Regions from separate parts of the Mus musculus genome. Here regions 1 and 2 are each linked to region 3. Evidence: chromatin loops called from intact Hi-C (ENCODE). Cell type or tissue: heart. All regions are shown on one strand.

What was found. Peaks named below come from ENCODE experiments on the same cell type or tissue, not always from the same donor. Only the 100,000 strongest peaks of a DNase experiment are listed, where the experiment ranks them.
Region 1: it touches region 3 in a loop (2.4-fold over the local background); 3 of 42 quality-filtered maps call a loop at or near these places.
Region 2: it touches region 3 in a loop (3-fold over the local background); 3 of 42 quality-filtered maps call a loop at or near these places.

What each region holds. Positions count from the first base shown.
Region 1 is chr7:133,121,021-133,129,020 of GRCm38, forward strand. Gm35364 reads left to right here and starts at 2,535. Exons shown (of 2, transcript XM_006508433.3): 1 at 2,535-2,845; 2 at 2,964-7,023. The coding sequence starts at 2,649. The coding sequence ends at 3,591. 4930483O08Rik (RIKEN cDNA 4930483O08 gene) reads left to right here and starts at 7,231. Exons shown (of 3, transcript NR_046279.1): 1 at 7,231-7,413. It also overlaps a transcript of Ctbp2 not described here. In heart, CTCF peaks have their summits at 795, 2,034 and 3,375; DNase peaks (open chromatin) are centred at 1,521, 2,211, 2,421, 3,201 and 1 weaker place; H3K4me3 peaks cover 4,654 bases; H3K27ac peaks cover 4,771 bases.
Region 2 is chr7:132,926,997-132,934,996 of GRCm38, forward strand. It overlaps Zranb1 (zinc finger, RAN-binding domain containing 1), which reads left to right and starts at 4,180. Exons shown (of 10, transcript NM_207302.3): 1 at 4,180-4,549. It overlaps 1500002F19Rik (a long non-coding RNA gene), which reads right to left and starts at 7,014. Exons shown (of 2, transcript XR_003946678.1): 1 at 4,012-7,014. In heart, CTCF peaks have their summits at 3,232 (motif pointing right) and 7,930; DNase peaks (open chromatin) are centred at 4,155 and 4,775; H3K4me3 peaks cover 3,031 bases; H3K27ac peaks cover 2,111 bases.
Region 3 is chr7:132,849,192-132,857,191 of GRCm38, forward strand. Eef1akmt2 (EEF1A lysine methyltransferase 2) reads right to left here and starts at 3,456. Exons shown (of 6, transcript NM_028095.1): 1 at 3,308-3,456; 2 at 2,235-2,300; 3 at 1,404-1,518. The coding sequence starts at 3,417. In heart, a CTCF peak has its summit at 3,244 (motif pointing right); a DNase peak (open chromatin) is centred at 3,370; H3K4me3 peaks cover 1,601 bases; H3K27ac peaks cover 1,496 bases.

The DNA.
Region 1 (8,000 bases), 270 kb after region 3:
GATGAAGTAATTATAAAAACAAGATCCTTTTAAAGTCCCATTACTAAAGATATGAAAGATTTATTTAAAAAAAAAAATGCTTCAAACCAGAATTGTCCTAAGTAGATGGGAACTAGTTCTTTGAGAATCTATCTAGAGGCAAACGGCAGCCCCAGGAGCCGAACGCGAGGTAATTTTAAAACTGTCTTTGAACTCAGCACGAGGAGAGAAGGCCGTATCTCCTTCAAAAAGAGATCCCACCGTTGATGCATCCCGTCAAAGTTAGAAAGCAGAACTACTTTTGTAATCCCTCTACCCCAATACAATGTTCCCTCAAAAAAATCACCCATCTCAGATAAAAATATACATGTCCCAAAAAACTGCAAATAAAGGCCTTTGGACTTCAACTTTCCAATGCATAGAGTTCTATTACCACTCGCATCTAAGGACTCTCAAAAGTTCCCTAGTTTTTTTTTTGTTGTTTTTTTTTTTTTTAAAGAAAATAGGGCAAATATCCAGGAAGGTCTATTTGCCCGAGGTTGGGAGCCTGGCGTGGCGACGTAGGCCATTGCCAGCAGCCTCCAAGCACGCAGAGATTTCATAAGATATTCCCTGCGGTCCCCTACAAAATCCCAAACCTGAGTCCCCTAAAGCCAACCGCTGCTTGGGCCGCATCTAAGAAAAGTAGGGGGTGGGGGCTGGGCAAGGGTACCACACACACGCGCGCACACGCACTCTCCGTGTCGGCGACTATAGTCGCCGGCGTTAAGCAAGCCACCGGAGGGAGTGTGTGCGCGCGAGGGTTTGCCCGCGGTGACCGCGCCGAGCTCTCGGGCCCGCGGCCTCCTAGCCCCTGGGCGCAGCGTGGGCTGCAGGCGACCGGCCACGCCGCGGGGCCTCCCGCAAAAGCAAGGCCTGGGCGCACCGGCACTCCCGCGCTGCCCGGCCTCAGTCGCCCAAGGCAGAGGGAAGGGCGCGAGCCGGAGAAGAAAGGCTCTTCCCGCCGGTCGATCCGGCTCCGCGAAACACCCCAGGCGCAAGGAGGCGACTGCGGCGGCCGGACCGTCCCCGCGCCACGCTAGATCCCCGGTGCCCACGGCGCTCCCAGCCAGCCCCTTTTACGAAACTTTCTTTTTTGCTTCGCCCCACCCGAAAAGTGCGGTCCCGGCGAGGACGCCGAGGACAGCGGGCGGAGGGCGAGGAGGAAGTGGTGCCCGCGGGAGCGCGGCTGGGCAGAGGAAATGCCCGCGCCGCCCGCCCCCGCCCTTGCAGCCCGCCCCGGCCCCCCGCCCCGCCGCGACTTTGGCGGGCCGAGCCCCGCGCGCCACTGGCGGCGGCGGCGGCAGATGTGGCCCCGGCTGCCCCAAGGAGCCAACAATGCCGGGCCGGCAAAACAAAAGGGATTCGCTTCGCGTCTTTCCCGGCCTCTCACTTACACTCTGGGAGAACCGCGCGGGATCCCGGGCCGATAGGGGCCGCGCCCCCAGGGGCCCCGAGCCACGCGCGCCCCGACTTGTCCCCGCCGACCCCGGTGTCTACTCCCCCCTGCCCGCCCGCCTCCCAGGCGCAAGGCCTGCCGCACCCCGTCATGCTCGGACTCCTGATCCCCAGGGATCTGGCCGTATTGTCCCCGCGGCGCGCAGCGCGCTCGTCCGAGATCGCCAGCGGCCCCCGCGCGCGCACCCACCGGGCTCCAGGAGCAAGCCCGGGGCGCCTAGGAAACCGTCGCCAGACGCCGCCGCCGCTGCCCTCCGGACGCCGCTGCGCGCCGGGTTTTTCTTTCCTTTTTTTTTTTTTTTCCCCAATCCTGATGGGAAGGAAGGTGACCGCCTACTTCGCATTCATCAACTCTCATCACAACAACAAAAATCCTGGAGCAAAGGGCGGCCAGCAAGCGCAATCGGTGGCGAGGGGCGGAGGACGAGAACCCCCCGGCAGAGGTCCACCTCCGGGCGTAGTGTGTGGACACAGGGCTGGGGGCGCTGACCAAAGATGTCCTCGGATGCCGGCCCGGTGTCCTTCGCCCTCCTCCTTCTCCCGGAGTGGCGCAGTGAGGCGCGGGCACGGCGCCCCAGCCAGCGGCCGCAGGTGAGGCGGGGGCGGCGACAGCCCCAGCCCTCCCCGGGTACCCCCGCCCTTACCTCGTCCTGGGTCGCCGGCGTCCAAGGAGAAGGGCGCCCACCCGGGAGGCGGCGGCGGTAGCGGTGGCTCCCGCCCCTCCCACCCCACCCGGCGGCGGCGGCGGTGGTGGTGGTGGCGCTGGTGGTGCGGCCCCCCCTCTCAGCGCGGCATGGCTCCCAGCTCGGTCTCTTGCTCCTCCGGCCGCAGCTGGCTCCTCTGGGCCGCTCCCGAGCCACCTTAAAATGACACACGCACACAGAGACACACACACAAAAACTTAATCTCTCCAGCTCCGCGCCCCACCCCCTCCCGCCCTCCCCTCCCTTCCTTTGCCTTCCCTTCCCTCCCTTCCTTCCCTTCCTCCTCCTCCCGTCGCCGCCGAGCCTCTTCCTACTTCCCCACCCACCCCACCCCCTTCCCCCGCCCACCGGCTCCCGATCCAGTCCCCCCCCCCCTCGTCCTGGCCGCGCGCCTTCTTGCCAGCCCCGCGGCCTGGCGGGGGCTGCGTTGGGGGTCCCTGGCCCGCGCCTCTCTCACCCCCCGAGAGGATGCTGGCTGTAACTTGGATCCGGGGAGGGAAGGTCCTGGAAGCCGAGCGCCTCCCGGCTATTTGCTCTTCTTTATTTGTTTTCTCCTCCCGGGAAGGAGGAGGAAAGCGCAGAGAAAAAGGAAAGGGAAGGACGGAAGCGGCGCGGGCCGCTGCTCCGGTGCCCTCCGGCTGCGCAGGAGCGAGGCGGGAGGCGAGGTGAGGGTCCCCTCGCACACTCGTTTTCTTTTTCTTTTTTTTTTTTTTTCTTCAAAGGCGGGGTCTCTCTTTGCAAACCAATGACACAACCCCACATGGTCCGGTCTCGCCCCTACAGATACTTCTCACTACAAATCGGCTCTCTCCGGGGATTAGCAGCTACACGAAAGTGCATACTGGCGCTGCGGGCAGCCGAGGGGGCCGGGCAAGGCAGACACTCCCCGGCCCAGCCCCGCGCCTCCCTTGAGACTCTGGGGACGCGCAGGGGTCCCGCAGCCGGTGGGGTGACTTCACCCTCCTTCCTTCTCCTCCCCTTCCACGTGGGGCACGCCACGTGGGGAGACGCGAGCTCTAGCGGGCCTCGGCACGGTCCCCGGGGTAGCCCCGGCTCGATAAGGCCCCCACCACGCCCGCTCAGCCGACCTGCACTCTACTCGGCCCCGAGGCTCCAACTTCCTCCAGGGCCCCGCGCAGGCCACGGGTGCCGTCCCAGGCTCGTGAGGTCAGGCGCGGGCCGGCCACAGGGGGCACTTGCGCTCCCAGATCCCAGATCCGGGAGAGCGAGCCAGGGAGGTAGCGCTGGCTGCGGGGCGCGCGGAGACTGGTCTATGTGCTGGAACTTGCCACGATGTGTTCGCTACGAGAAGCCAACTGTTTTTACACATTTAGAAATGTCTTTCTGTTGTCTGGATGTCGCTGGGGCTATTTTGAAAGCCTTGCCTCGGTCAGGTCACCAGGCTCTCTAGAGGCCTTGCGGGCCCGGGGGTCGTGCGTGCGGTGCCTTTTCGTGATCACGAGTCCACAAGTGTCTAGGAGCATTACGACTAGAATCAGGACTCTTAACGACGATGGGACACAGCGGCAGCGCGAGACTAGTTAGCATCTGGGCTGGGTTCCTTGGCCATGACCCGCGACACTGGAGCGCTGTCCCCGGAAGGGAGCCGTTTCCCTGTACTCAGGGACCCAGGATTACCAGACTTTAAGCGCGCGTCTTCTAAGGACCCCTGTGGCGCTGAACAGAGCCCTTGGATGCAATTGTTTTTTTTTAAAAAATCTTTAGGGTGCTAGCGACTGGATTGAGATGTTGGGCTAGCGACTGGATTGAGAGGGGGTGTCCAAGGTCACAACTTTGAAGACCACAGGGACCGCCATTCAGAGAGCCACGTAGAGTGTGGTATGGGTGGCTTCCTCCCGCCCTTCGCGACCAGAGGCATTTATAGAAGAGGTGGGCCTCTGCTCTGGAGGCCTCCGAGCCCCTGAACCCATCGCTGTGCGTTCTGGAGAGCGCAGCCTTTCTCGGGCTCTATCTCGGCCTGTTTGCTAAACTGCTCACCAGATGACGGCCGTGAGACTGGCACTGTTAAGGTTTCTATGTTTTATAGTCAAACTATTCTGAATGGCAAGACGGGAACGGTCCCTCTCCAACACATCACATCCCCCAATAGGCCTGGGGCTGCCCTTGAATGTTCTGTGAACGAATCACAGGTGTGCACCCGCCTCTGACCCAGTTGTCTCTATCTTCCAGGGCTTTGTGTTCTCATAGATTCTTCCTCTTAAGAGTTTGCCTCTCCCCAGCAGCTTCATTCCAAGGTCACAGGGCCCGGGAATTGCTTGCAAACCGATCTTGTCCATACCCGGGCTTCTGTATCACCAATGCCAGCTTCCTGGCCCTCCCTAACTATGGTAATTCCTGAATTTTTATGTTTCTCAGATCTCTGCCCTTCGTGGTCCTCTATTCTCACCAAGAAGCCACAGTCAGCTGGCTTTCTGTCTTTCCTGTTACTTCTTCAGCTTTCCTGCAGTCTGATTTTGAATTCCACTTTAGAAAAATACTACCGTGGGCCCTGCAGGATGCCTCAGCCTGCAAAGTTGCTACCTAGCCAGAGGAGCTGAGTTCAATCCTCAAAGGCTAGGGAAAGATGGAAGAAAAGAGTAGACTAAGTTGTCTCAGACCCCTGCACATGTACCAGATATCACAATAAGAAAACACTACCCCCTTTCTTATGAACTCAGAACTAAAAATCATTTCTAACTTCAGCCTGACCACCTGCATTTTAAAATATGGAGTCCAGGCTGGGGGGGGGGGGGGGGGGCGTAGCACAGCGGGTAGAACACTTGACTGGTATATATGTGGTTCTTGGCTCATCTCTTGCTCCTGAAGTCAGGGGAATCTGGCAATCACCCAGATAAGGTTGCACTGCTAATACTTTGGGGCTGGCAAGATTGCTCAGTGGGTAAAGCCCTTGGTCCCAAGCTTGAGAACCCAGAAAGAGCAAACTGACTTCCTCAGGCTGTCTTCTCAGCTCCATACATGTACCATGCAATGCATGCCAACCCCACAAGATAAAAACAAGTGTACTAACATGTTTAAGAAACTAACTCTAGCTACCATCAACATGTGACTCTAGCCATTTCTCAAAAGATGTCAAACATAAACAACAAGACCAGAAATAAAAACCCAGGGCTGGAAAGATGGCTAAGCAGTTAAGAGCATTGGCGGCTCTTCCAGAGGCACTGATTTCAGTTCCCAGTAACCACACCCACCTTAACTCCGGCTCTAAGGGGTCTGATACCCTCTTCTGATCTCCAAGTGTTCCCCCTTCACCCCCAAGTGCACACATACACACACACTCAAATGAAAATCTTTAAAATTCAAAAACGTAACCAGACTCCAATAGATGCTTCTCTGAGGATGATGTACAAACAGCCACTGAGCAGACAGACTCACTCAATGCTCAGCCCCAGTCAGCAGGGAAATACAAATGAGGACCACAGTAAGATACCACTTCTTGTCCATTGGGATGGCTGTCATCAACAAAAGAGAAAATGGAGAAATGGGAGCCTTTGTGAGGGCTGATGGGGAAGTAAATGGTGCCGCCACAGTGGGAAATGGCCTGGCAGCGCCTCGGAAAGTTAAACATAGAATTGCTGTATGGTCCAACAATTTCATTTCTGACTATGTGCCCAAAAGAACTGGAGGCAGAGGCTTAAATGGATATAAGTATACTCACAATCATAGCAAAACTATTCCCGACAATCAGTAGGTCAAGTCTGAGTGACAGATGAATAAATGAAATGCAGATGGACTATTATTTGGCCTTTAAAAAGGAATGAAGAACCAGGTGTGGTGGCACAAACCTTTACACACAGCACTTGGTGAACAGAGGCAGGTGCAACTCAGTTCAAGGCCAGCCTGGTCTATATAATGAGTTCCAGGTCAGCCAGGGATACTTAAGTCTCAAAACAAACCAGGAAATGGAGGGCTAAGGAGATTGCTCAGTGGGCAAGAACACTTGCTGCACAAACATGAGGACCTGAGTTCAGATCCAAACATCCAGGTAAAACGGCACAGCTGCCCAGGTCAGTAGCCCCAACAGTGGAATGGCACATAATAGGGGAAGAGTCAAGACAGTCACTAACGCTTGACTGCCATCCCGTCTAGGTGAAAAAATGCCCCCAGTTCAATAAAAGATCCTGACTCAAGCAGAAAGTGACACAGCAGAACACCCACATTCTCTTTTGGTCTATGCCGTAGCATGGGTCTACACATACATGCATGCACACCACTGAAAAGAGATGAACTGTTGAGCTGTCATATCAATGAACATGGAAAAAAAGGCTGATGAAACGAACATGACACAAAAGAGCAAATAACTTATAACTCCATTTACAAGTGATCAGCAAATAGGCAAAACCATAAGAAGCACTGCGGGGGTGACTGGGGACTAAAGGGGGGCACATGGGCATTCTTTTTCAGCATACATACTGTGGCATGAATATGCACACATACAAATTATAGGTGTTTTTTTTTTTTAATATATATAAGATAGAAAAAACAAAGACAGATGTGGTGGTTCATATGCACAATTCTACCTGGGGCAGGATTGCCGTGATTTCTGGTTGATGCTGAGCTGCAAGTGAGATGACCATGAAATGAAAGGAAGGCAGTGGGGAGGCAAAGTTGAGTACAGAGGGGTGGTTCCTGAGGCTTGATTTCTGCACACTGGCAAGGCTGTGATGAGAAAACCAGAGGTAAATTCTCATCCTCTGGGAATAAACATTCCATGTGTGCTTTTATATTCAAGAAGAAGTAGTAACTGAGTCCCAAAAGTTACAGCAAACTTTTTTTTTGTTTGTTTTTCGAGACAGGGTTTCTCTGTGTAGCCCTGGCTGTCCTGGAACTCACTCTGTAGACCAGGCTGGCCTCGAACTCAGAAATCCACCTGCCTCTGCCTCCCTCCCGAGTGCTGGGATTAAAGGCATGCGCCACCATGCCCCGCCCAGCAGTTTTTTTTTTCCTCATATTTACTTATGATCAGGCTAGGCTTAGTGACTCACAATTGTAAGTCCAGCTCTTAAGAGACTGAAGCAAGAGGACCCCTGCCAGTTCAGGGTCTTGTGTGGAGGAACTTTAATCCAGCAGCATGCCTGCTCTCGCAAGGGATCAGACCTAAAGAGCTTTTAGATCTGTGTGATTTAACTGGCATACAGATATACCTTTAGTCCCAGGAGACAGAGACAAGCAGATCTCTGAGTTCAAGACTAGCCTGATACAGTACACTTTTCAGGTAAAGAAAAGCTTAGGTCCAGGTGGGGTGATACATGTCTTTAATCCCAACACTCAGGAGACAGAAACATGCAGATCTGAGTTCAGTCAGTCAGTTGAGTTCAAATCAGTCAGTTCGGTGCAATTCAGAGTTAAGGAGTCGGGAACTAGTGCAGTTGAGTGCAGGCAGTGGCATTGAGTTTTGATCAGTTCTGTTCAGTCATTTTGAGATCAGTGCAGTGGAGTCAAGTCAGTCAGTTGGGAGACAGTGCAGTAAGTGTGCAGTGCACTGGAATAGAGTTCATTCAGGAGTTCACGCAGGTCAGCAGAGGAGATTGAAACCAGAGAATAAGAAGGAGCCAGAAGATTAGAACAAGTTGCCAGCCGTTAGTTTGAAGCCAAGTAGAGCAATCCAGTGAGAAGCTGAGAGAAGCCAGATTGAATCAGTCAGCTTGGAGAGGAGTTTGAGCCAGAAATTCTGAGTTGAACCAGCCAGCCAGAGATCAGGAGGAACTAGAAAGGGTGAGCCTATTCAGCAGTAAGTCTCTTGGAGGCTGAAAACATTTTAGGCCTGGGTTAGATTGTACAAAAGCTAGAAGCTTCCAGGAG
Region 2 (8,000 bases), 78 kb after region 3:
GCTTTGTGTGGCCAGTGCTTTTACTGCCCACTGAGCCACGCCTCCAGCCCCAGATGAGCTACATTATGTCTGATGCTTCACAAGTAGATTTTGTCTGCTCACAGGAGATTTTGTTTTCCATGCAGTTTGTGGCTGGCATCCAGGAAGGCCACAGGAAAGTACTAGTTTCCCAAAAAGCAGTGTCCTTTGTTATAGGTGCCAACATGCAACAAAAGACTGCTCTGAATTTGACTTCCCTCCACCTTCTCTCCTTTGTTTGCAAAAGTGCTCAGATATACTGAAAACAAAACCTTTCCCAGGCCTCATCCTTCACTGTGGCTGTTCCTCTATTTCCTGCCTTCCTCTCCTGGTCAAAGCGCCTGGACTGGTAGTCTGTAATCACTGCTTCAAAACCCATGCACGGTTTCAGCTTTTGAAACTTGGCATCCGTCCCCATCATCCTACTGAGAACTGTTCTCTATAAGGTCAGTGAAGCTGTTTGTCAAATACACTGACCTTTTCTTTGTTCTGAGTTTCAAAATCTGCATACTCCAATACTATTTGGGAATAATGTACTTGAGGCTCACTACACCTGCACCTTTAAGAATGTTGCACATTTTGCAATGTCCACCTTTCTTTTTCTGTTGGGAGTTTTCTGGAAATTCCACAGTAACTACTCTATAGACCGACACCTCTGCTGTTCATGTCCAGGGTCAGCCTAGTTCCTTGCTCTTAACAAGGCCCTGCTGCACTCTTCTAAATCCTGGATCTGTACACAACTGACCTCACCTTATCTAGTTCTGTCCAGGAGTTCCAATGGTCTTCATAGCACAGTCATGCAGTACTCTGACTTTTGATTCTTTTTGTTGCCCCAGATTCAGGTACTGGCAAACCATAAATGGAAAGGTTCTAAACAAAGGCTTCCTCTAGTGAGTCTCATCACTCACTGCATTCCACTTCTGCCCCTCCTTCCCACTCCTGCTGGATATCTAGGTTTTAGCTCTGTGTCTCTCAATTGTTTTCTGTCCCCATTTCTATAGCTATGTATCACAGACATTCCAGGAAGGTAGTTCTCATATGGCACCTTATCATGCAAAACCCTTTTTGTGACTATTAAAAATATATATTTTAAGTTGGGCATGGTGGTGCATGCCTTTAATCCTAGCACCTGGGAGGCAAAGGCAGGCAGCCTCCTGTGAGTTAAGAGGTCAGCCTGGCCTAAATAGCAAATTCTAGGTCAGTCAGTGATACCCAGAGAGTCAGAATCTCAGTCTCTCTCCCTCCACACACACACACACACACACACACACACACACACACAATTTCTAAGTATGTGTATATGTGTGTGGGCATGTGCATGAGTGCAGGTACTCCTGGAATCCAGAAGGCATAGGATCCTCTGGAGCTGCCTAACATGGGTGCTGGGAACTGGAGTCCAGTCCTCCTGGAGCCACTTCTCCAATCCTTGCTTTCCACTATTATAGAACTAAACAGAAGCCCTAAAATGGCAAACCGGAAAACATGATGGGATTGTATTTTCCACAGGTAGCTCAGGAAACACCTAACAGAAAAGGTAGAACATATGATAACTGCCCCTATACATGACCATGGTGGTTCTAAGAAACATACTAAAAACTTACAGTTGGTGCCTTCAAGTACTTCATTCTTTAAATGTGTGTGCCTGGAAGTGAGCAGCCCACTGGATTTGGTTTTTTTCTTCCACCATGTGACTCTCAGGAACCAAACTTAGGTCATCATGTTTGTGGCATGTTTACCACCAGGGAGAACTCTCAGGCCTCTAAATTAGTTTCTTAACTATGACCAAGTCAGTTGTTCTATTAGTTAGCATGTTAAAATCACTTAATATTTCTAGGTATCGGTGTCCCCATGTGCAGACTTTGGGGGTAGGACTCCATCAGTAGTTTTCAAACCCGGCTGCACTTCAGAGTAGCTGAAGGGTGTTTAAGACTTATCTATGCTCAGATTCTCCTCTTAGGTGGAGCCCATGTTTAAAAAGCCATACTAGTGACTCTAATGTGTTGCCATTGTTGAAAACTAATACATTCTTTTCTTTCTTTTTGTATATGTTCCTATGTGTGTATACAGGCCTGGGGACAAAAGGGCAAATGATACCTTGGGTATGTATCATCCTTCAGGAACATCCACTTTTGTGTTTTAAGGCAGGATCTCTCACTTGTCTGGAGCTAGACTTAACTGGCTGGCTATGGAGCTCAGGGGTTCTCCTGTCTTCTCCTTTGGCACTGTCATTATAAGCATGAACCTGGCTTTCTTACATGGATTCAGGGGACTGAACTCAAAGCACTTTATATACTGATCCATCACCTCAGGTCTGAGAACTACTAGATGCCTCTCAAGAGTCTTTTTGTCTTCAATGCAGTTTTTTTTTTCCTTTGTTCTCCTTTTCAATTATAAGTTGATTTTCACTTTAATTTACTTAGCAATCCCATTTTGTCATTGTGGTTATTTTGACTTAGCCTCTTTCCGTGCTATCATTTTTACCACTAAGATGGTCTTCCTTATCTTTGTGTTTATTTCTTGGTGCAGATTTTTTTTTTACAAGACATTTATTAAATCAAATTTAAAAGCTTCCTCTGAGTCCTATCCCTTTTCTGACTAAAATAAACTACAACTTGGACATCTTACCGTGTGATTGGTGTTTATTTGGAGGCAGCATGCTGTAAAGCTTTGATTCAGGAAGAGGAAGTGCTTAAACAAAGTGTTTCCAAAGGGTCAACTGAACTACTGTTTTTATATAATAGCGTGGGATCCTACCTACAAATGAATTAATTATATCCTTGAGAACGTGTTGTTTTGTGTTGTTGTTTCCATTTAAACTTAATTTATGGATAAGTTCTCAGACCAGGTGGGGGTTGCTGAAGGCCTCTACTCCATAGCAATGGCTATGGAGAGGAAGCACCCCACTGGTTGTGAAAGATGTTGGTGAGGGGAAGTTATACAAAGTACTGTTCTTTTGATGGCCATGGTACAGCTGTCTTATACCATTTTATGCAAATAACTCAAGACACCAAAGACAGCTTCACAAAGTGAATTCCCACTCAAGTTTGGGAAACATCAAACTTCAAGTAACACGGTCATCCTTTTGGATCTGAGGTATCCAAACAATTACTAAATGCCCTCCCAGATTGCTGTTAATGTTCCTTCAAGATACTAATTAATTATTTTTATTTTTAATTATGTGTTTGTGCAAGTGAGTGTGGGTGTTGGTAGAGGCCACAAGAGGGCACTGAACCCCCTGGAGCTGGAGTTACAGGTGACTGTCTTCCACTGAAGTGGCTGCTGGGAGCAGAACTTTGCTTCTCCGAAGTAAGTGCTCTTACACGCTGGCCGTTTCTCCAGACCCCCCATATTACTATCTTTTTAAAAATTACATTTATTTATTTTGTGTGTAGCCCAGAGAACAACTGTGGGAGTTAGTCGTCTTCTTCCACTCTGTAGGTACTGGGGATGGAACTCAGGCTGTCAGGCTTGGCAACTTTACCCAGTGAACTATTTCTACGGCCTTTAACACATTACTTTTAAAGCAGTTTACATTTTGAAAAAGTTTGAAGTAGGGCTAGGTGAAGCTAAGAGTAGTGGTGGCGTAAGTCCAGCACTCCGGAGGTTTAAGAGTTCGGGATCAGTCTCAGCTATTTAGAGGGGTTAGAAATAAATCGGGCTACAAGAGAACCTCGTCTGAAAACAAAATAAAATGCCAAGTAAGCAAGGCTTGTAATCTCAGCGCTCTTGGGGAGGCTGAGGCAGGAATATCGTTTAAGAGTTCCAGGCCAGCCTGAGCCCCAGAATGACAGCCTGGGTCAAATTATTGAAATTTTAAAAACTGTTTTAAACCGCCGAAGGAACGGCCAAGCGGTCTCCCAGTTAGCAAACAGATGCGTGACTCACGCTTGATTCAAAGCGCTGGCGACTCTGCAGCAAAGAGCGGCCGGCGGCCAGGGGAAGAAGGCTCCCACCTCCCAAGTGCATCCTGCACTTAGACTTGAAGACACTCACCCGGGAGGACGCGTCGCGGGACCGCGCGCGCCGTAGCCTCACAATCAGGACGCACGCTGCTGACGTCACGGCCGCGGCCCGCTCCTGCGCCGGGAAAGAGGCGGTCGCCTATTGGCTGCGCCTCCTGAGGCCTCGGGACCAATCACAGGACGGTGAGCAGCGAGGTCCAGTTCCTGACGTTGTGCGGCCGCCGCGGGGTTTATTTAGCTCTAGGGTCCTGACCGCCGCCATTCGGAGTCCTCTGCGCCCGAGGCTGTCCCCAGACCGCTCCGCCCCTGTCCCCGAGCCTCGGCCCCCGCCTCCGCGCAGCCTCTCCGCCCCTCGGGCCGCTGGGAGCCGCGCGCGGGCCCGCGGAGAACATGTCCTGACTGAGGCGGGAGGGCGGAGGCGGCAGCAGCGGGGTGGGCGGCGGCGCCGAGGGAGGCGGAGAGGGGCCGGGCTCGGCTCGTCGCCGCTGGCCGTGCGGGAGTCGCCGCCGCCGCCGCGGCCGCCGGGCGCCGCGCGTCAGACGGGGAGGAGGAGGATCCGCGGCCGCCAGGTAACCGGGCCTGGGTTGGGGGCGCCGCGCCGCAGGCCCCTCGCGGGTCGACCGCGGCCTGACGGGGCGTCGCGGGGAGCAGGCTGCCGAGCCTCCGGGCGGCAGCGTTGCGGGATAGCGCATCGCAGGCCCGGGGTTGTCCGCGGCCGCGCGTCCATCTTGGGCTTCCCAGCGCGGGGACAACCCGGAGGATGAGGGAGAGTGGCCGCCCGGCTTGTTTACCGACCTCAGTTGGCCGCCTTCGTCAGCGGCTGGCGCTGCCCTTCTGCCCGCCTCATTCCGGCAACTGGGATCCCTCCCGAGTCCGAGTGTGTGGGTCTTATTCCCACCTCTTAGTAGGCCATAAACACCCGGATTTGTCGCTCTAAGTTGGTGCTGGTCCCCAAACTTGTGTTTTGGTCCCTTGTCCACTTTCTCTCCCCTCATACGTTGGCCTCCGGTTGCCTAAAGCAAATCAGGGTGAAAGTTGATGTCTGGTGGCCATGGGCAGCTGGAACTCCGCTCCCGGTAACGATCGCTCTGTGCACCTACCTTGTGGGTTTTCTTGTTTTGTTTTGGTTTTCTGCTCTAATTTGGCTGGTCATTGCACAGACAAAAGAGCTGTAATACTTGCTGTTAGCGCCGGGGAGAGGCAGTTTACGTTAAGCAAGAAGTTTGAACCCGCCCATTATCTTGGAGACGCTGGTTTTGAAACCACCTTGCTTAGAATTTTGTATCTCAACCCCTCGATTTCCCCTTTCGGTTACCCACTAAGTCAATTTTTATAAGTTCTTTCCACTGCTTGCAATGTTTGGTCTCTGTATAGTTGACCTGTGATGGTGTTAATAAACGTGATGTACAAATACTTGGAAGTGTTATATAATGAGTGGCTCCTGTACCCCGCAGTCTCTTTCAGTCGACTCCCTACCAACTTTTGCTACATGCATGGTACCTCTGTTGATCAAAAATGGGTGACTTGGCTTATATAGAGAAAACAGGGGAGACCCGAGGATCTTTGTGACAGAGGCCATTAGAAAGTCCACTGAACTATGCTTGGGAAAAGTAAAGCTGGATCCTGTTAAATATTATTTTAATTAAATGAGGTATTTCGAAAGTATATTTGGAAGCCACTCTCTTGATTTGGAGGCTCTTAAAATAGTCTCATTAAATTTTTGTAACTTTTTCATTGGGGGGGGGTTGTGAGAGGTTAAAAGGTAGGGCAGTAATGAGACGTTTTACTTTTTTGGGGGGAGGATGTTATTTGAACGCCATGGGAGGTTTTTTCTGGTTGCTGTTTTAACAACCTTTTGTTAGTGCCGTTGAGCCTTGGGGCATCCATTTATTTACTCTTGAGGTTGTATGAAGAACTTACAACTCATGGTAATATATTTCAAACTAATGGCCTTGATCCATAACTATGTACTAATACGGATTGTGGCATATCACTTTTAAGGTCTGAGGATTAAACCAGGCAAGGTGGTGAATGGTGAATGCTTTTAACCCTAGCACTCAGGTAGCAGAGGCAGGTGGGTCTCTTGAGTTCTAGGCCATACTGGTCTACATAGTGAGTTCCATGACAGGGTTACACTGAGAAAACCTTCCCCCCCCCAACCATAAACAAACAAACAATTAAAGTAAGTCTGAGTATGAACATTAATTCAGATGTACATTGTTTGAGGTAAATTGATTTATGTGTAATTGATTCAGTGAGAGCCATTACATGTAGTTTTATTTATATTGCTTTTATAAAATCAGTTAAAACTTAAATGTAGTTGCAAAAGTAGGATGCTAACTTTTTATATAACTTGGTTTGGTTTTATTTGAGCATTGCTTATGGCTTTCCCCTCTTCCCTAGAAATACCTTCTTGTTTGAACATTTTTTTCTTCCAGTTTGTGGTGGTTTATTTGGAATTTTCATGTCCTCATTATACCTTGGGTATATTTTCTGTATTTAAATACACTAGCACCTCTGAGGCGCAGTGGTGGTGCATACCATTATTCTCAGCACTCAGAAGGATCTCTGAGTTCAAGGCCATTGTGGTTTACAGAGTGAGTTCCAGGACAGCCAGGGCTACACAGAGAAAACTTGATTAAAACAAAACAAAACAAAATGAAAATAAAAACAAACAAAAACCCCCCACAGAACCAAAAAACAAAGTACCCAACACATTCACTTCTTACCACAATAAATAAACCTATAAAAATGAAAAAAAAATTCAAACTCCTTTTGGTGTTTAAATTTCTCAGTAGTTTGGTCTCTCTCTCTCTCTCTCTCTCTCTCTCTCTCTCTTCTTTAATCTTCTTTCTTCTTTCCTAAGTGAAGCTCAGTCCAGCTAAATTTTTGTTTCTGTGAAGTCCCTCCTCTCGGCCTTTATTTATTTTACCCTTTCTTACTGTACATCAAGTTAAGTGCTATCTCCTAAGAACCCCTTTGAGAACTTACCCTGGAGGAACCTGTTTGCTCCTCTGTATGAGACTTTCCACCCTTTGTTGTTATTGTTGTTGTTAGTCTATGGTAGTTTAGATTTCTTTCTATGACTTCTGTTTTCCAACTATATTTTTAAGGCTCCGAGATTTGGTGTTGAAATTTTTTTAAGGCTCTGAGAAATGAGTTTGTATCTATGGAGACAGTATAGTTGGCTCTGAAAATATAGTTTGACAAAGTATTTCTGGCTACAGAGGTATTTCAGGATATACAATTTGTATGTTTTCTACTATTGGAGTTTCTGAGATTTTTGATGATTTATGAGAGAAAATATTTGAAACTATGGTCATACCATAAAAATACTTGGTCAGTTTGTTTACATTTGTTAGTACTGTTTTTTACTAATACAAAATATTGACATTTTTCCATTGGTTGTGCTGTATTATTCAAATGAAAATCTCTGGTTTTTTTTCACTGAGTCTAAGATAGTTACTTGACTTTGGATTTGGTACTAGTGACATGAAAGGTAGCTATTTTGTATTTGTAAATGTCATTGCAAATGACATTTATCATCGTAGGAAGGAGGAATAATCTGTAGCCTATTTGGATTTCTAACCTCAGATGCTGATGGATTGTACAATTGATCAAAAGGCAGATGAGGCAGGGGAGTATGATTTTGTTGCTACCTGTTGGAAGAAAACATAAAACTGGCCTACAGTATTCTTATATACCAAAGATAATACATGTAGTTATGTAGTGGGGATGTGGATACTTAGGCATTTGGAAAATAGGTGTGTGTGTTTCTGTTGTAAGTATGAGTAAGTTTCTTGGCAGTAAATTCTCCTGATAATGTCTCTGCCTTCTGTGAAAACTCACCCTTTTATAGTTTGTCAAAATATTTTTCCCTTCAAAATATTTTGTGTGTATGGGTGTTTTGTCTGCATGTTTGACTGTTTACCACATGCATGTAGTACCCTTGGAAGCCATAAGAGAGTGTCATATGCTCTGGGACTGGAGGTGAAGAAGCTTGTCAGACACTGTGTGGGT
Region 3 (8,000 bases):
ACTGAGCTGTCTCACTGACCCAAGCTTTAAAACATTTAAACCATTAAGTAGCTCTATATAATTAAATTATCAAAGCCTTGGGGACAGTATGATAGTTCAGCAGGTAAAGGCACTTGGCTACCAAACCTAATACATATACACAAACAAATATTCAAAATTAAGATATTGCAAAACCTGCTTGCAAGGGAACAATTTTTCAGATTTCTTTCATTGTATTCTAAGGAATACAGTAAGAAGGAATTATGCTGCTTCCCCAAAACCAAATTATTCGTAGTAAAAGTATCTAGAGACAAAAACCAGTAAGAGATATAGATTTGAAAGGGGTTTATTAGAGGAAGTGGTTCACACAATTATTGTGACTGAGAAGTCTCACCGGCTGTCTGCCAGGGAATGTCAGTAGCCTGACTTAGTTCAAGCCCAAATGCCTAGGCAGCAGTGAAGCTAATTAACGCTCAGTCTGTGGCTCAAAGCCCAAAGATGTAAGACCACTGGTGTAAGCCCTCGGGTCCCAAGGCCAAGAGTTTCAAAACATACAACAGCAAAAGAAAAGTGTTCTAACTTTCAGAAAGACCAACTTATCTGCTCTGGTTGTCCTTGACAGGCCTCAACCTACTGGATAGTGTACACTTATACTGAGACAGCCCTTCCCTTACTCCAACCAGACTCAGACATTAATCTCCTCTGGAAGCATCACATAAATATCCTAAATAATGCGCAATCAGGATTTTTGGTATTCACCACACCTAACGTGACACAACTACCCTACATAGGACTATAAATGGTCTCACCCCCTCCACATGATTCAGCTTTCTAGGGCCTATACACCCTTTGCTTTGGAATACAGCGATTGAGGTTTTCAGAATTCTGGTTTCCAGAATTTCAACATTCAAGATTTTACTCTTTCAAGACTATGACCTTTGAGATTTTATGCTCCTAGGACTCCAGCATTCACTAGACATGTGGGAGTTCATCTTTCAGGATTACGTCTGACACCACCATGTATCGAGTGCTTTCCACAATCCAAGCAGTCGGTCGCCCTTTTCTCCCAGGTGAACACTCAAAGTCAGTGTTCCAACTGATTTCTGTTTCACAGTTAGATGGTAATCTCTTAACTGCAACACTTCTTTAAACATCCATCTTAGAAGTTGGCTCAAGGGCTGGAGAGATGGCTCAGCAGTTAAGAGCATTGACTGTTCTCCTGAAGGTCCTGAGTTCAAATCCCAGCAACCACGTGATGGCTCACAACCATCCCTAACAAGATCTGATGCCCTCTTCTGGAGTGTCTGAAGACAGCTACAGTGTACTTACATAAAATAAATAAATACATCTTAAAACAAAAAACAAACAAACAAAAAAACATAAAAAGAAATTGGCTCAAACATATGAATACTAAAAGTACCAACAAGTTCAACCAGGAAAACACCATTTCCAGTTCCAATATCAAGCACTGAGGCATCCAATGGGATCTTGTGTTTCTGCATCCACCGTATTAGTCGGTTCATACTCTCTTCCCCAAACCTGTTAGAACAGAATACAAAGAGCAGAGAGACAGCAAAAGTTACAACTACACGTTAAGCTGTTTATACCATAGCGCTCACTTAACGCCGGTCCTGAAAAATGACAGTAGCACTTTATCTTTATCGTTACTTAGGATGCTGCACCTCTAAAAATGGAACACCCAGGATATGTGGATATTATACATATTTATGTATATACCCACAGGTAACATAGAAGTATACTATATCTATAAACACACATATTCTATCTACAGCAACATTAATCCTTAAACATGGTGCCCTAATAACTCTGCCTTTTTGGACATCAGCAAATGCTGGTTCTTACTTTCTAAAAAAAAAAGAAAATGACAACTATGGAACGAAAGCAACTTTCTAGCGCTATGAGCAATGTAAGTCTGGGCCATTAAAACAGAAAAGACGCATTTAAAAGCTGTCAGTAAAGCCAGAGGCAGGTGGATCTCTGAGTATGGGACTAGCCTGGTCTGCAAGTGAGTTCCAGGACAGCCCAGGCTATCAGAAAAACCTTGTCTCAAAAAAAAAAAAAATAAAAAATAAAAAATGAGAACAAGGAGAGAGAGAGAGAGAAATTGATTTTAAAGCTGTCACAGAAGCCAGATTCAGCCCCGAGCTTCTGAAGAGCTCAAGGCTGCTTTGTTGTTTTAAGTCCACATGTTCATGCTCTCACACCCACACAAACAATTCCTCAGCTTAACTTACCAGATTTCTCCTGTATCCCCATATTCTTGGAATGTTCTCAGTTCTCTCTCATAAACAGCATCCCAACTATATAAACAATGAAATGTGAAGCAAGAATCTCAAATTAAACTGTCTTTTGTGAATTAAACAAATATTTCCATTGAAGTTCATGGCTCCTTACAACAGCCTTAAACATTATTAGTGTTATCAATAAATGCATATAGTGCATTTAAAAAAATTCCTTGGGTTAAAAGAATAAAAATTATGGATAAGCAGGATGAATCGTACAAGTACTTATACCCATCGGATGAACACTCCTATACACATTTTATCTTAAATAAAAAGGGGCAATTGTCCAAGGATCTCTAAGTCTCAGTCGCAAGTCCAAAAGTGAACTGCACAAACTGAGTTTGTTACTCCAAAGTTGGTCTTCTATATGCAGATCCAGGATTTTCTAATCAGTAGGTCAACTGTTTGCTCACAGTGAACGCAGCCAAGATAAAATGAACTTAAAATTAAGTGCTACAACAGTCTCTGCCTCTCCCTGTATTCTAGTTCGCCCATTAAATCTTTTCTTAATCCTCAAAACTGCAACCCTTCCCATTATCATCCGCTTTCTCTTCCTATTTCATCTCTAAAATCCCTGCTCCCTCCTCTAAAATTCCCTCTCATCTTAATGCCTAAACCCCCTCCCCGCACTCCTCTATATGCTTATCCATTAATTTCTGAGATTCATCTTTCTTTCCCCAGAACCCCTACCATCTATCTCCCTAGCTCCCAGTTTAGAGCATCTTCCATTTCGACTACCTCCTGCTCCGGGATCTCACAGCTCTGTGGGGACCTCTCTCGGGCCTTTGTATAATGTTGCCCAACTCTCTCCCCCCTTTCCCTCAGCCAGATTCCAGACCCCTACACGGACTCCCCAAGGGCCTCGGGTGGGCTTGCATCCCTTGAAGTGCTTGGGGAGTGCTTGCGATCTCGCCCCTTAAGCCACCACAGGTCGCCTCCGCCCTCCTCCCTCAGGCCCCATTCAGGAGAGGGCGCCATCTCCTTCCGGGCCTCAGACGCCCGCTCACCCTCCCCGCCACACTCACTGCTCTCGTGTCCCCAGCGCGGACGGGACGAAGTCATCCGCCGCGGAACTGCCCTCTGGAGATTGCGCGGGGACCACAGCACCGCTGTGGCCCTCAGCATCCGCGTTCATGTCGCTCTGCGCTCGAAGCCGCCATAGAGACGCGATTTGGGCAGAGGGGAGGCGCGGACCTGGCCTCTCTAGGCAATAGGAGGCTGTCTCTCTAATGCTCCAGACCAGACCTTGGGAGGCCAAGCACAGCAAAGAACCGAGGCTGCTTAGAGGCCGCTAAGTGTGCAATGCTGGCTAGAGAAGCCAAGATAGCCTTCCAGCCAACATTACATTTACCCCTTACTCTCTAGCTCTCAAAGTGACCAAATCTGGGGACTGCTGTCTGTAAGTCATCGTTCAAAATACTGCACTTTGGAAAACAAGCTGCCGGAAACCACAAAAACCGTCTGAAACGCACAGCCTTCAGCCCAAATGCTTGTCATCTCACTCTTTCAAGACCTATCTGGAAAGTGGATAGGGCGGCCGGCCTCATTGCATTGCTGCCTTCCCGACCAAAAGACTAATTTCATTTGTGGCTAGAATTATGAAAAATGAACTGATAAAACCGGCTGACCTTTTAAGAGCTAATGGCCAAGGAATTGAATGCCTTTGGGCCACCCAGGGTACCACCACCAGCCATGGAATTATGATAAAATGAGTACAAATACTAGGGGGCCTCAGAGGTTCTTGCTCTGTCCCCAGCTAGTCATCTGAGCCTGTCCAAATCTCAACCTCTACATGCTTTAGTTTGTTCACTCTAGTTTGCTCAAAATAAAAAGATACTTGTTCTTCAAGTCTGATTGAACCTGAGATATCTTATGCCTAATGGTCTGACTACAGCCAGTAGTTCTGCAATACAATGCAAAAGATCTTAGGTGTCAGATCTTGTCTGTACTAGCCATGAAATACTCAGATAAACATGGTTCAATGTCTAAGGCAAGGATCTCAGAGGCCCCTAGCAAGCTGCCTTCCAACAAGAACTTGTTTCCAGGACTACGTTTCTGTTGACTTCGAAGACAGAAGCCCAGTAACAAGTCCCTTGAGGCAAACGGCAACACATGTTGCCCTCCCAGTTTGAGCAGTTCGTCTGCTCCTATACATGGTGTTCCAAGATCTTCTGGCAGTAAAGAATAAAGTAAAGGGCAGATGGAAATCCATGTACATAGTGATTAAAGAACTCAAGAAAGAGCGTAAGTAACCTTATTACAGAGCACTAAAACCACCGGATACCACAGCCAATTAGTGCTGCCCTGGGCAAGTAGCTGTTTTGATCTTTTCTAGACTCTAGATGCTACAGAAAGAAAGCCTGAGTGTGACAGACTGGGTCTTTAAAAGTTTTAGGTTTTAATTAAGAAGCATCCATGAAAGATAAGCCCATCTTCAGCCTCATGTCTTGCCAACAGTTAAGATGTTTTTGCTGTGTGTGATGAAAGCTATAAACAGTTGTCGGTATGGAGCCCTGGGGGAGGTGGGGGGACCCAACATGGTTTATACCAAGTTTCTTCTCTGGCTCCAGGAAGGATTATTCTGGCTGCTTAGTGCTGAGGACTGTGGGGCACCACCTCTGATCACCCAGGGAAACGGGATTCTTGGCTGGGAGAGAGGTTCCACTGGGTAAGCTGCCTAGCACCAGAGAGAAGCAGAACTATAGGAGGGACACAGCCCCTCCCACTGAGCACCACTTGTGTGAGGCCACAGGCAGACTTGTAGAACTTGAGGTTGCCAGCGTCGGTTCTGTTTTGATTTGTTTTGTTGTTTTCTCTGTGCACAGTGCCCACTGGTAGCTCCTCTGGAACCATGCTTCCCAGAATCCTTAAGCACTTCCCATTTGACATTCCGTGGTCATAGGGCAGAGCTTTCCCTTTTCTGACCATGCAACACTCAGGACCAGAGAACACACTTCTAGAACAAGCTCCCTTCTCTGCCCCCATCTCTTCCTTTTGCTTTGATGTGAGCTTTTGAAAGGGGACACTGGGCAGTTGTTTCTTGAGTTAGAACACCCCCCCCCCCCGCCCCGCACGCCATGTTTTAAAGCATCACTGTGGGCAAGTTCTTGAATTTCCCCAGGTCAGTTTGTGAAGCCTCTATTATAACAAGCATAATAGTGGCACCTGTCACACAAGACACTCTGAGAATACATATGAGATTAGTCCAGCCAAATACAACCTGTCTGACACATGAGAAATAGTCAGTAAATCTAAGTTCTGGTTCTGCAACTATAAAATGGGGCTTAAAAAGATGCCGCTTCAAAGAGATGTCAGGAACTGCAAGTGAGCATACTGTATGTTTAGAGAGCTTAGAAAGGGCATGGCATATAGTCAGGGTTCAGAAAATGTCAGCTCTTATCTTTACTACAGGTTGGGCATCTTTGCTTTAGTTGGCTTTCCTTGTGCTGTGATAAAATACTGACCAAAAGCATCTCATCGAGAATAGGGTCTATTTGGCATACAGATTGTACAGCTCATCACTGAGGAAAAACAAGGCAGGAACTCAAGCAGAGTCCACAGAGGAACACTCACTGCATTGCTCCCCACGCCTTGCTCCTATAGTAGCAGCAGCAGCAGCAGCAGCAGTAGTAGTTACAATACACAATAAGCATATAATAAAATTTTTAAAGAAAGAGTCTGTCTAGATGGTGGTAGCCCATGCCTTTAATCCTAGCTCTACAGAGTGAGTTTCAGGGCAGCCAGGACTACACAGAGAAACTTTGTCTCAAAAAAATGAGACACACACACACACACACACACACAGACACACAGATACACACACACACACACACAGAGAGAGAGAGAGAGAGAGAGAGAGAGAGAGAGAGAAGGATGGGTGTCTGGAGGCATGGGGAGGGGGCTGAGTTTTGTTTCATTGAATTTAAGGTATAAAGGGAAATTCAGGCAGCTAGAAGCAAAAATTGGAGTTGGGGCTAGAGGTTAAATAGCCCCAACCCACGTGCCCAAGGATGGCACTGCCCAGAGTGAGTTGAACCCTCACACTTCAGCTAGAAATCAAGAAAATGTCCCACAATCATATTCAGAGGCCAATCTGGTGAAGGCAGTTTCTCAGTTGTGATTCCTTTTCCCCAGCTAAGTCCAGGTTTGTGTTGAGTTGACAAAAAAACAACTGGCCAAATCAGCAACCCAAAAATTTAAACTCCAAATCACTCCAAACTCTGAAGTATTTCAGGTTTTAAGTATACCAGGTAAAGGCCCCCTAGCACAACTGTTCTTAGCCTTCCTATTGCTGCAACCCTGTAGTACAATTCCCCGGGTTGTGGTGACCTCAAACACAAAACTCTTTCCTTAGCACTTCATAACTATAATTTTGCTACTGTTATGCTCGCCCCCATGCCTTTGGGCCCTTTTGTTTTGTTTTGTTTTGTTTTTCTTTTGGTTTCAAGACAGGGTTTCTCTGTGTAGCACTGGCTGCCCTGGAACTCACTCTGTAGACCAGGCTGGCCTCAAAATGAGTGATCTGTTTGCCTCTGCTTCCCGAGTGCTGGGATTAAAGGCATGGGCCACCATTGCCTGGTAAGACCCTCTCTTTTAAAGATATGATTACATGCTTGTTGTGTATGGAAGCATCACACACATACACACACACACACACACACACACACACACACACACACACATACACACACACCTTCATTGTGAGTATAGAGATCAGAGGACAACCCTCAAGAGTTAGTTCCTTTCTTTCACCATGCGGGGTCCAGGGAACAAACTTTGTACTAGGCTAGTGGTGCCTGCCTCTGCCTCTCAAATACTAAGATTAAAGGCACACACCACCAACCCAGCATATCTTCATATCTCTATAGCAACCTGCTGATAGAATAAAACCATCTTCCTTTGAACTCTACATTTTCCCACACAACATTTACTCAACAGTTACAAAATAGGCAGTATCTCCATGCCTGGCATTAATTCCATAGGACAAAAAAAAAATTGCAACTGCAAGCAACTAAAACATGAATCCTTCATGAATTTTAGAATAGGCTAGCAGAGAAAAAATAATAAACAGGGAAATAGAATTAAAAGTACAGACAATGCTAGATGGTGGTAAGAGTTTGTCTTGGTGAGCTTTGTCAACTTGACACATCCTACAATTATCTGGGAAGAGACCCCCAGTTGAGAAACTGTCTATATCAGATTGGCTTGGTGGGCTGTAATTTTCTTACTGTTATCTGACATGCACAATATTTGACATTTGGGGTCACAACCCATATGGTGAAAACCTATGGGCACAATTGTGGGAGACCCTCTTGATTGTGTCAGAAACAATGATTCTCACTTCATAATAAGAGTACTGAGCCGGGAGTGGTGGCGCCCACCTTTAATCCCAGCACTTGGGAGGCAGAGGCAGGCGGATTTCTGAGTTCGAGGCCAGCCTGGTCTACAAAGTGAGTTCCAGGACAGCCAAGGCTACACAGAGAAATCCTGTCTCGGGGGAAAAAAAAAAAAAGAGTACTGGTAACTCAGAGTAGAGAAAATGAAGCAGTTTATTTTGCAACCTGGAAAATTTCTGTGTCAGCCTATGATAGCAAGCCTACTGAATGCAGAACACTGTCTACAAACCCTAAGGAATGACCCTTTCTTATTTTTTTTAATAATTAAAAGGATATAGTCCTAACAACCAAAACCATGTCTGGATCTATCTCCATGTTTCAC